Linked DNA regions of Homo sapiens: all the other regions are linked to region 3. Evidence: chromatin loops called from intact Hi-C (ENCODE). Cell type or tissue: endothelial cell of umbilical vein. All regions are shown on one strand. Region 1 overlaps VEPH1 (ventricular zone expressed PH domain containing 1). Region 2 overlaps VEPH1 (ventricular zone expressed PH domain containing 1). Region 3 overlaps VEPH1 (ventricular zone expressed PH domain containing 1).

Region 1 (4,000 bases), 130 kb before region 3:
GTTCCACCCCTCCCATATCGTATGCTTGTATTCTCATCGTTCACCTCCCACTTATAAATGAGAACATGTGGTGTTTGGTTTTCTGTTTCTGCATTAGTTTGCTGAGGATAATGGCTTCCAGCTCCATCCATGTCCTTGCAAAGGACATGATCTTGTTCCTTTTTATGACTGCATAGTAGTCCATGGTATATATGTGCCATATTTTCTTTATCCAGTCTATCATTGATGGGTATTTGGGTTGATTCCATGTCTTTGGTATTGCAAATGGTGCTGCAATGAACATATGCATGCAAGTATCTTTATAATAGAATGATTTATATTCCTTTGGGTATATACCCACTAATGAGATTGTTGGGTCAAATGGTATTTCTGGTTCTGGGTCTTTGAAGAATCACCACACTATCTTCCAAAATGGTTGAACTAATTTACATTCCCACCAATAGTGTAAAAATGTTCCTTTTTCTCCACAACCTCGCCAGCATCTATTTCTTCTTGACTTTTTAGTAATCACTATTCTGACTGGCGTGAGACAGCATCTCACTGTGGTTTTGATTTGAATTTCTCTAATGATCAGGGATGTTGAGTTTTTTTTCATATGTCTGCTGGCCACATGAATGTCTTCTTTTGAGTAGTGGCTATTCACGTTCTTTGCCCACTTCTTAATGGGGATGTTTGTTTGTTTTCTTGTAAATGTTTAAGTTCCTTGTAGATTCTGGATATTAGACCTTTGTCAGATGGATAGATTGCAAAAATCTTCTCCCATTCTGTAGATTATATGTTCACTCTGATGATAGTTTCTTTTGCTGTGCAGAAGCTCTTTAATTAGATCCCATTTGTCTTTTGCTTTTGTTGCAATTGGTTTTGATGTTTTCATCATGAATCTTTGCCTGTGCCTATGTCCTGAATAGTATTGCCTCGATTTTCTTTTAGGGTTTTGATCTTTTGGGGTTTTACATTTAAGTCTTCAATCCATCTTGAGTTAATTTTTTTATGAGGCGTAAGGAAGGGATCCTATTTCAGTCTTCTGCATATGGCTAGCCACTTCTCCCAGCACTATTTATTGAATAGAAAATCCTTTCCCCCTCGCTTGTTTTTGTCAGGTTTGTTGAAGATCAGATAGTTGTGGATGTGTGGTCTTATTTCTGAGATCTCTATTCTGTTCCATTCGTCTATGTGTCTGTTTTTGTACCAGTACTCTGCCGTTTTGGTTACTGTAGCCTCGTAGTTTAGTATGAAGTTGGGTAGTATAACGCCTCCAGTTTTATTCTTTTTGCTTAGGATCGTCTTGGCTATTTGGGCTCTTCTTTGGTTCCAAATGACTTTTAAAATAGTCTTTTCTAATTCTGTGAAGGTCAATGGTAGTTTAATGAGAGTAGCATTGAATCTGTAAATTGTTTTGGGCAGTATGGCCATTTTCACAATACTGATTCTTTCTATCTATGAGCATGGAATGTTTTTTCCATTTGTTTGTGTCCTCTCCGATTTTCTTGAGCAGTGGTTTGTAGTTCTGCTTAAAGAGGTCCTTCACTTCCCTTGTTAGCTGTATTCCAAGATATTTTATTCTCTTTGCAGCAATTGCGAATGGGAATTTATTCATGATTTGGCTCTTTGCTTCCCTGCTGTTGTTATATAGGAATGCTAGTGATTTTTGCATATTGATTTTGTATCCTGAGACTTTAATTGCTTGAAAACTTTTATTCTTTACAGAGGAATTGAAATGTTGTTTGCTGTAAATTAAGTTACGGCACTGTTTTCAGATGGCCCTATCCTCAAGGTGCACATGGTCTGGAAGATATATCCATCAATCTTCAATGACAAAATGCCAAACTCGTGAATAGACTGCTATGGGAGCACAGAAGAGGAAGTGACTAACTCTATTCAGGAAAAACCAGGGAATTCAGGGTTGCTGCCCTACCCTGGGCTACTTGGTTTAGAGCATTCTGTTTGGGCCCTCCTTTACTTGCACCCTTAGTTCCCATCCACTCCTTTGCCCACTAAACTCAGTTCAGGTAACTGAGATCTTGGAATTCCTTTCCCAGGTATCTCAAACCTGCTTCCAGAGCTTGTGAAGACTTCGTCCTTGGGTCTATTCTCCTGAGAACAAGCCATGCCGACAGTTGACCCCATATTCTTGAGAGGTGGCCTAGAAGAGCTTGCATATGTGGACTGGGGTGTTCACATGCAGGGCAAAGCCAGGGGTAGAAATAGAAGAGAAGGGATGGGGCAAGGAATGGGGGCTGAGAGACATCTCTCCCTGTTTTCTCTACAGAGTCCAAACATTCTAAATTCAAATCAAGCATCACAGATTGTTATAAAGGCACATTTGTCAGGGAGGAGGATAGAACATTTTATATAGCAGCTGAATATTTGTGGTGTAAGGGCCTCTGCTTGTACCCTAGTGTCAGGTCCTGCATTTGTTATGGTGGGCTGGAAAGAAGACTTCCAAGAAGTAGAGATTTGAGATCGAATTTGAAAGTATGAGATTTCTCTCTGTGTTCAAGCCACTGTGAGTGATCAGTGCCATGTAGCTGGGTCATGGGGGAAGAGTCTGCAGATAGGCCCATCAAAAAAGACACTGGAATCTGGAATACCACAGCATTGGAATTTTGGCCATGGGCCATGAGAAATTTTTGAAAGTCTCTAAGAGAGACCTGAGGTAATTAGATCGGAGTTTAAGGGCTATGACTCTGGTGGCAGTGAGGAGCCTGAACAGAAGGGACAGAGACTTGAGGCAAGAAGGCCAGTTTGGTAGCTTTTTCAGCTGTCCATGGTTTACAGCCTGAACAAAGTCCATGTCAGCTTGTTCTCTGCAGCCAGAATCTATATTCTTAGTGGCTACTTGGCTCTCAGCAAAGCACAGCATTCCCTGAGTCAGGAAGGCGGCTCCCAATGAGGAAGCACTGAAGACACCAGCCTAAGGAAATGCCCTATGTTTGGAAAATAAAATTCCTTCTAATCCAAGAATAATCTATCTAAAGCCCAAAGCAGACTTGTTTCTCATGTGTGGATAAATTTCAAGAAATACCTGTGTTTTCTATCATTATCATAACAAGCTTTAGGCTATTAGGAATTCAGAGTAAAAAAAAAAACAACTTTTGTTTAATTTGTAAAATTGTTATTATTTAGTTTACATTGTTCAGGGCTTCACTTCCCTTGCTCTTTCTATGGATTCAACTATGCCCAGGTGTATGTATTTGCCTTGAGCTTCTTTCTTTCCTTTTCTCTCTTCTTTCTTTCTCTTTCTCCTTCCGTCCTTCCTTTCTCTTTCTTTCTTTCTGTCTGTCTGTCTTTCTTTCTCTTTCTCTCTTTCTTTTCTTTCTTTATTTCTTTCTTTCCTTTTTCTCTTTCCTTTCTCTCTTTCTTTATTTCTCTTCCTTCCTTCATTTTTTCTTTTTCTTTCCTTTTTAATTGTTCTTTACAGGACAACAGCTAAAACCCATGCTGTGTAGCTTGGGACGTATCACTGGAGTTTAAATTTTAAAGTAAAAGTGACATGACTAGAAGCACATGTCACAAAGACCTTGGTGTTCAGGAAACAGGACCTGAAGAGTAAGGACTGGCAAATGAAACTTTATAGAATGGGGCAGGAAATGTGCAAGCATTTTTCATTGCTAAAAACATGAGGTTAAGTATGTTGCCCTGACCTGGAGCAGCTGGCTGACACTTCTGCCATATATGCCAGGGACCTCGCATGGCTTCTCCTGAAGGACATACAATTGCTCCCTAATGCACAGGCAGCATTTGTAGAACTGTGCATTCATATATGCCATTTACCAGAATCTAGCCCTTTATTTCCTCCAAAAGTACTGGATATGAATCTAAAGTTTAAATCTCTATATAGGATAATTTTAGTTATCTAGAAACTTTCTTCTTTTATGTTCTTGTTAGTTGTTTTGTAGTAATACATGACAGTATATGTTTAAACATTGTGTACAACTCTTTAACTACTATAGGGTGGGGGAGATGTTTTATTCAGATGTCACTCTATATAAATTACACT
Region 2 (4,000 bases), 53 kb before region 3:
CTTCCACCTCCAGCCCACCCATATCTAGGAAAGCCCTGGTTGAGGAATGGACCTGGTAAAGACCTCCCCAGAACATAATAACTATTCTGGGGAGGTGCTATTTCATATTATTCTTCAAACCAGAGTGGTAACTGAAGAAAAAAAAATTAACTGCCAATTTTTCTATATCCAATGATCTTCAGACACAATTCTTATTTTCTGAGTATTTTACATCTCTGAGGCTATCACCTAAAATCTTTTTATGTATAAAATAAACTTAGTTGATCATTTTATCCCTCAGAAGGCTAGCCCACTGCAATAATAACTTGGTGACAGTTGAAAGGCTAATTGAATCTATTATAACAGCACAGCTCAATTCTAATCCATTTCCTGGTGGAAAAAAATTCTAGTGAAGGTATTTTTCCCCGATTATAAAAGTATAATGTTCCCTGTAAAATATTGGAAAATAGGAAAAAAACTAAAGAAAGTCATCCTTAATCTTATCATTTTACCACTTTTAGAAATGATATGTATTTCCTTCCAGAATTTTTTTCTGTGTTGGAAAATATTTTGACCTTATGGAGCAAGATTATTTTTTCAAAGATGCTTCACTTTTTAATCATGATGGTGAAAATTTAGGTTTGAAAAATGTGCAATAGTTTAGAAGTACAGTTTAAAGATCTAAGCTAGCTATGTTCAATTATAGCTGCCTTTGCTACAAAATTTTATCAGGATAACCTTTTAAATTAAATATTTTTGTTGAAACACTGGAAACAACAGTCATGTTAACTAACATTTTCTTAATTTAATATGTAAAGAAATGCCAGATTTCTCTTTATAAGTAACATTTATCGCACTGCTATATTTGATATCTAGATTAATACCTTTATTTAAAAGGATATTCTTTTGCCATTTCTTGGTAAAATATATTTCTTTATATATAAATACATAAATTTATATACATATATAAATATATAAAATGCCTATGGCATTTCCTTTGACACTAAAACTAAGCGTAATAATTCCAAAAATTTTAGCATTTTTCAAACAAGTTTAAAATACAGAAAAATGTTTATATTATGTCTTACAATATTATTCACTGTTAATCAAATTACGTTCTAGAGCAGAGGCTGGCAAACTTCCCATATAAAAGTCCAAGTAGTAAATATTTTTGGACAGTTTGTGTGGTCTCTGTTGAAGCTGCTCAATTCTGCCATTGTAGTAGGAAAACAACTATAGATAATTCATAAATGGATGGCTATGACTGTGTTCCAATAAAACTTTGTTTAAACAAGCAAGCAGTGAGTCAGACTTTGCCCATGGACAGTAGTTTATCAACCCTTGCTCTAGATTATATTTTTCCACATTCACCTGGAGTTTTGTGTTAGATGGAGTGTAGGGGTTTCTGATCCTCCATGCGAGACTTCTGGTAAACATAGCTGATTGAACATGTTTATCTCTACTAGCAATAAAACCCCACTTAAATGATAATAAAGGAAATAAAAGGTATACGCTTAGGGGAATGGAGAAGAAGACAGCAGACAGAGATGAATCAACACAATGTTGGGCAGAGTGAAGCAGATGCAAGAGTGTTCACTGAACTAGCGGTAAGCAGTGCCCAGGTAATACCATTGTGGTCCAAGAGAGGTGCCATATAGGAAGCATTTTATCCAGTTCTGCTGAGGTCTTCTAAGCATCATTGGAGGGGCAGCAAATGGTTCCTCAGTAATGCTAGGTTATAATCTGATGCAGTCACTGTCTGAGTTGGCACCCTTAGCTCATCTGTAAAACTCAAAGTAATTGGTTTTGGGGGAAAGGGGCCCTAACTCTAACTGTAAATATATTGGTATTCAGACGACTTAGACAAGAATAGTGCCAACAATAACTAGCAGTTTAACATTCACTGCTTTTACTGCTATTAAGCTATTCTGAAACCCTTTCCCTCTAGCCTGCTTTCTAAGACCCAAAGGAAATATTCGCAGTATTTTCAGTCACTCTTAGTACTCATTGATGAGGAGCTATCATGTAAGGAAGGAGTAGAAAATGAGAAGACAAGAAATGCCAGAAGGAGGATTCTACGATGCTGATTTGCATGTCAGGGTCTCGGTCCAGGAAGGAAACAGCAGGCAGAGGGAGGCTGGTAGCCATGGTGCCTAGTGGGCTATGTAGTGACTCACTCCACCGCCCTGCATGAGTCCAGCAAACAAAGGCAGTGTGTTAGGAAATGGTGTGCTTGATTGTAACAGATGCAAACTTCAAGGGTCACTGGAGTCACATATAAGAGGCTTCACTAACTCGGAGCCAATAACTCCCATCTTTTTCCCAGCAGAATATTTGGAGAATTGATGAGAAAAAAAAAGTACGCATAGTTGACTGATTTCTTTTTTGTAGAGATGGACACTTTTTGTACTCTATTCCTTCTTCTGTCCCACACTAGACACTATTTATATTCAGATCCTATATGCTGTATTCAAAGGGGAAAACATTTGGTCTTCTTGGGTTTTTACTACCACTATTCCATGATTGTCTTTCCTTTGATTTGACTACCTTTCTTCATAATAAATCTTCCTGTCTTCTCCCTCTCTTTGTTGTTCTCCTTTCCTGTCTCAGTTTTCTGTATTTGCATTTCCTTATCCCATGCACATTCCTTTCCTTCTTGTGGGGAGTTGTTTTTTGTTCTTTGTTTTTGAGATAGGGCCTCCTTGTTGCCCAGGCTGGAGTGCAGTGATGCAAACACGGCTCACTGAAGCCCCAACCCTCAGGCTCAAGCCATCCTCCCACCGCAGCCCCCAAAGTAGCTGGAACTACAAGCACAGGCCACTACACCCAGCATTTTTTTTTTTTTCATAGAGATGTGGTCCTACTATGTTGCCCAGTGGTCTACTGTATTTGAGAATGTCAAAGAAAAAAACACCTCCCAATTTCCCAGTGCCAACACACTTTGGGCTTTTTGACAGCAGCTTTTTGGAGATAATTTCATTGACTCTGAGCATTATAATATTGATGAAGGTGATAGATAATTTTAAAAAGGTGAACAAATTATTTTATTTAATCCTGGTGACAAGTCTGTAGTGTAGTTAGCACTGTCCTCATTTTATGAATGAGAAAATAGAAAGGCGAATAACCTGTCCAAGGTAATATGGCCAGTAGAAGGCAGAATCAGGACTTGGCCCTGGCTCTATGATCTTGCCACTGCTTCTTTATCCCACACTGCCTTCTCGGACATGCCATTCTCATCCCCACCTCCATGCCTTTACCCAAACTCTTGCTCCTCTAGGTGCCCGCTATTTTATTTATCTAGGCCTAGCATTCATCAGGGCTAGCCTATTTCTTACTTTCTACACCCCCGTGATTCCCAGTACTTCTCATTTGGCACTTGATCATGGATTGCTCTTTTTAAATATTCATATACTTCTGACATCTCTTTTTTAAGCTGTAAAACTCTGAATCTTTTTATAGTTTTAACACTCAGCCCAATGTCTCATCCTTGGTAAGTCCTCAGAGTATTTGTTAATGATGGTGATGCTGGTAGACATTTCCCCAGTGCAGGATAACAAATGAAATCAACCTTCCTCAAGCTTAATGGCTGTTCATGTTGTTACAGCAGCTGCATTAATGACAAGTAATCTGTAACATTTTTCAGAACTTGTACTCTAAGAGTACAATTAGCCACATGAAAATGCCTTCCTCAGAGGCTTCCAGTCTTACCTGTAGCCTGAAGAACTGAATTTCCTTAAGACTAGAATTATTTTCTAAAATTGGCTTTCAAATTCATGGTATATCCCGAGAATTGGCTGCACAAAATTAGTTGCTTTCTATTCAGTAACACCTCATTTAGCAGCAGTGACTGAAATAAAATGCCCCCTAACTTTCTCATGTCAGCCACATGATCATGAAGTCAACAGGGAATAGACGGTTGGCATCTTAGGAAAGTCAGGCTTAGTTAGTAGTTGCTAAAGGCCACTTCTAACAGGAGCGTCAATGAGTTTGATACACACTACGTGGAGTTGATATACACTAT
Region 3 (4,000 bases):
TGACTGCCTCCATTATAAAACTTTCTAATTAGACCTTATTTTATATATGAAAAAGACAGAGCATAAAAGAAGCTTTATTTGAGAGCTACTAAAATAAGGTACTTATCTTAGGTATCTCTGAGAGGCCCTGAAGAGTTTTCACTCCAAGTAAGCTGAGTCCTTAGTTTGATAAATATTTAATCATATCTGGCCAAGGGAGGCCTCAGAAAAGGGGCTGAAAGTTAAAAACACAAAGTGTTCCTTTAATACATGTTTTCTCAAATTCACTGCCATGCTCTTGAAATGAACGTTCTGCACATTTACTCTTTCTTATTTGTGTTCCTCACAGTTAAATATAGACTGAGAACATATAGCAATAAAAATTCAAACAAGGCCAAATATTTTATAGCAGAGCATATTGAATCAAAATGTTTGGCCCTGAAAACTTCAGTGGGTTTGGATTTCTTTGCTCATTTCCTTTTGCTACATGAAAGAGGATTTGAGTTTAAGAAAAGTCCTATTTTAAACTGTTTTTTTTTTTTTTCACCAAAACCCTTGACTCCCTGGATAGTTTATATAGGTTGTTGATTTCATCTTCTTTTTTATATAAGCACTTAAATTATATATTTAATCTAAGTGAAAGGTCTAACATAATATTGTTGCCAAATATATTTTTCATGGAGACAGTATTTGCATTCAAGTTCTGCTTAAATTCAAAGTTTAAAGATGAGACATAGCAACAAATGCTTTATTGGTCATGCACAGCTAGCATATTCCTTGCATCCAATTTTTCATTTATGCAATGCATGTTTGTTGCATTAGGTGAGTGTCTTCTACAGGCTGACCCTTGGGATAGAAATATGAATAAGGTACAGTGTCTCTGCTCTAAAAGAAATTCATAATCCAGTTAGAGCCAAAAGGTGTATTCGAAAAAATCTAGCATACTTCTTTTATGTTTTTAGCATGCTATATTTGTTGAGTGAGTGAATGAATGAATGAATGAATAATATTTTTAAATGGCAATGTCAAATATTCCTTGAATGTTAAAATGTGATGTTTCAAGATTGTGATTATATGGTAACGATATCAAATTCATCACTATACCATACCCAAAGCATTCTGAACCTGGTAAATGAAGATTAGGGCTGTTTCCTCCCTGAGAGAAGTCACCGCTTGTAAAGGCTTGATCCACTTACCTGCCTGTCTTAGCGCCTAGAATGTACTATGCCCAACTGAGTACTATGTACTGGTCTGGGTTTCATCAACACCCACACAGGGGCCAGCTGCCCTATCAGCCTCAGGGAGAAGGGGTCCAAAGAAGTAGAATTGAAGTCTAGAACAAAAGGCCAAATAAACTGGGTTTTTGATATTTTTTAAAAGAATTGACAAATGATACAGTAATTGTTTTCAAGTATTCACGTTTCAATATTTTTTAATGCTGTCCAGCATCTCCATAAATGAGGAATAAAACATGAGACAATTAGAGAATTTCAGTTAGACATTAGGAAAGACATCAAGAAATATATAATACTTCTTAACTGTGTAGACTCAGCCAGAGGAATCCTTCAGAAATTGACAGTATCTCAGCTTACTGACATGGTCAACTCACATACATTCCTGTCTTCAAGTAAGTCTCATCACCATCCTCCCACCAACTTCACCATCAACACACAGAAATTCACAGGAGTTTAATATCTGGTGATCAATAAAATATTTTTATCCAGTAATGTACAGATAGTCAGAGGAAAGTAAATGCTAAAATAATGTAGAGGCCCTGACATGATTTATAATTGTTAGCATTTATCACTCTAATAATATGCTAAGCTTGCATGCATTTTTCTCATTTTCTCACCATTATTGACTTCATTTTACAGATCAGAAAACTGAAACACAAAGAGATTAAGTAATTTTCGCAAGGTCACACAGCTTCTCAGTGATGGAACCAGTATTTTAATCCAGACAGCCAATTCCAGAACCTGACTTTTCAACCTGTAGGGAAAATTCAAGTTAAGGACATGAAATATTGGAAATTTCAAGAGCAATCATTCAGTAATGTTATAATATATTATAAAGACCCAGAGACAAGTTTAATTTTTTAGAAGTGATCTACTTCCTCGATGACTTACTCTACTTAAAGAAGAACAGAGACTTTATTATGATAATGTGTGAGAAATTATTACTTGCAGGAAATGATTACAGTAGAATCTATTTCCTATTCTTCCAACTGCTGATTCATTTTCTGATAATCATTTTATAAAAGTTCAGAGTAGAAGATTAGAAAATTTCTGAAATAACTCAGTAATCCTCAGAGACTTGCCTGGTGGTGTTTATTGCAGATCTTGTTATTCCACATGAATGAGAGAATGGAGATTGAGCAAGGAGATTGAACAGAGCAGAACTTATTTCTGGAAAACCAAGCTAATCTTCTTTATCAGTTGCCCTTGTGTCTTGGAATTGCACAGTGTATGTTGACAGTAAGAGTTAGTCAGCTGGTCTGTCCTAGAACACATCTGGCTTCCTCTTCAGTCACATTTTGTTAAAGTAGGAGGAAGAACTGGGTCATGACTTTCACTCATTTCTCGAGACACATGAGATGCCTTTGTTCTTACACCCTACAAAAAACAACTTAGAGTTTTGGCACTCCTGTCCTCCTCGATAAATCTAAGCAGCCCCATGTGATTAGTCTCTTAGTCACTAGACATTTAAAATTTGAATGTGATCATCAGTAGAAGGTCTTCTTGGGTTCTAAAAGAAAATGGAACAATTTTTTCAAACAACTTTCTATCATGATTCATCTTTAGAACTTGATTTCAAATAGTTGTGTTATAAGAACATACTGTCAAGCTGAGTGCAATGGCACGTGCCTGTAGTCCCAGCTACTCAGGAAAGAGTGGCGGGAAGATTGCTTAAGGCCAGGAGTTTGAAGCTGTGGTGTACCATGATCATGCCTATGAATAGCCACTGCACTCCAGCCTGGCCAACATAGCATAGACCCTGTCTCTAAATCTAAACTAATTAACTAAATAAATAAATATGAATAAAAAAAGAATGTGCTATTTATTATATTATATTAGATTATGAATACATGGGCAAATGGAGATGGTTTCAAAATGCCTCCTGTGTCAGGAGAGTTTTTTCAGACAGTCAAAAGAATTGGTAACAGCAGTTGTGGGTCTCCTTTGGGGGCACCCTTCATGCGAGCTAGATTATTTTTCCACTCTAGATGCCAATGTGAAAATGAACTAAATGACCTCTGAGAGGACCTAGCCCATAAGGCCACCAATAGCCTTGTGAGTCTATGAATATGAAGCTTTTCCATTAAATTTCAATGTCAACTTTCATAGAACTTTAAAAGTGATAAAAGAAAACTCAATTTTGGCCGGGCGTAGTGGCTCACGCCTGTAATCCCAGCACTTTGGGAGGCCGAGGCAGGCGGATCACAAGGTCAGGAAATCGAGACCATCCTGGCCAACATGGTGAAACCCCATCTCTACTAAAAATACAAAAATTAGCTGGCTGTGGTGGTGTGTGCCTGTAATCCCAGCTACTCAGGAGGCTGAGGCAGGAGAATCGCTTGAACCAGGGAGTTGGAGGTTGCAGTGAGCCAAGATCATGCCACTGCACTCCAGCCGGGTGGCAAGCGAGACTCCATCTCAAAAGAAAAAAAAAAAAGAAAACTCGATTTTGATGTATGTGGTGGCTAGCATTGTAGTATGATGTCTTTTCTTCTACCACATGTGTTAGAGCACTGTCCTACGTGCTAAGTGTTGGTAGAGCACCAAAAACAACGGAATGCTTTTTATACAATAACTTCACATTTTCACACTGATATACTGGGACTACTGAGTATATATTGATTATGTAAAATTGAACCTCAGCTTTTTGTTCAGATACTTTGCAATACTTAAAGACAAAATAAAAACACACTTACAAACTCAGATAATTTATTATCTTGAAATCTTCCTTTTCTCCCTTTCCCCATCTTCCATCTTCCTATTTTATGTCTCTGTGGTATGAACAT

The links. A loop is a pair of places that touch in the nucleus more often than their neighbours do. Peaks named below come from ENCODE experiments on the same cell type or tissue, not always from the same donor. Only the 100,000 strongest peaks of a DNase experiment are listed, where the experiment ranks them.
Region 1: a loop joins it to region 3, with 7 times the contacts of the local background. A loop is called at or near these places in 1 of 110 quality-filtered maps.
Region 2: it touches region 3 in a loop (7-fold over the local background); 1 of 110 quality-filtered maps calls a loop at or near these places.

What each region holds. Positions count from the first base shown.
Region 1 is chr3:157,416,158-157,420,157 of GRCh38, reverse strand. All of the region lies in intron 5 of VEPH1 (ventricular zone expressed PH domain containing 1), which reads left to right. Among named protein-coding and RNA genes, the nearest start is that of PTX3, 19 kb to the left of the region's middle. In endothelial cell of umbilical vein, no CTCF peak of the experiment used is centred here; DNase peaks (open chromatin) are centred at 1,837, 2,727 and 3,627; H3K27ac peaks cover 2,262 bases.
Region 2 is chr3:157,334,062-157,338,061 of GRCh38, reverse strand. The region is part of intron 9 of VEPH1 (ventricular zone expressed PH domain containing 1); the gene reads left to right. The region is part of intron 7 of LOC101928236 (a long non-coding RNA gene); the gene reads right to left. Among named protein-coding and RNA genes, the nearest start is that of PTX3, 100 kb to the left of the region's middle. In endothelial cell of umbilical vein, no CTCF peak of the experiment used is centred here; DNase peaks (open chromatin) are centred at 1,351 and 2,141; H3K27ac peaks cover 2,354 bases.
Region 3 is chr3:157,281,192-157,285,191 of GRCh38, reverse strand. The region is part of intron 12 of VEPH1 (ventricular zone expressed PH domain containing 1); the gene reads left to right. LOC101928236 (a long non-coding RNA gene) reads right to left here. Exons shown (of 10, transcript XR_007096141.1): 4 at 1,832-1,968; 5 at 1-214. Among named protein-coding and RNA genes, the nearest start is that of CCNL1, 120 kb to the right of the region's middle. In endothelial cell of umbilical vein, no CTCF peak of the experiment used is centred here; a DNase peak (open chromatin) is centred at 2,481; H3K27ac peaks cover 3,739 bases.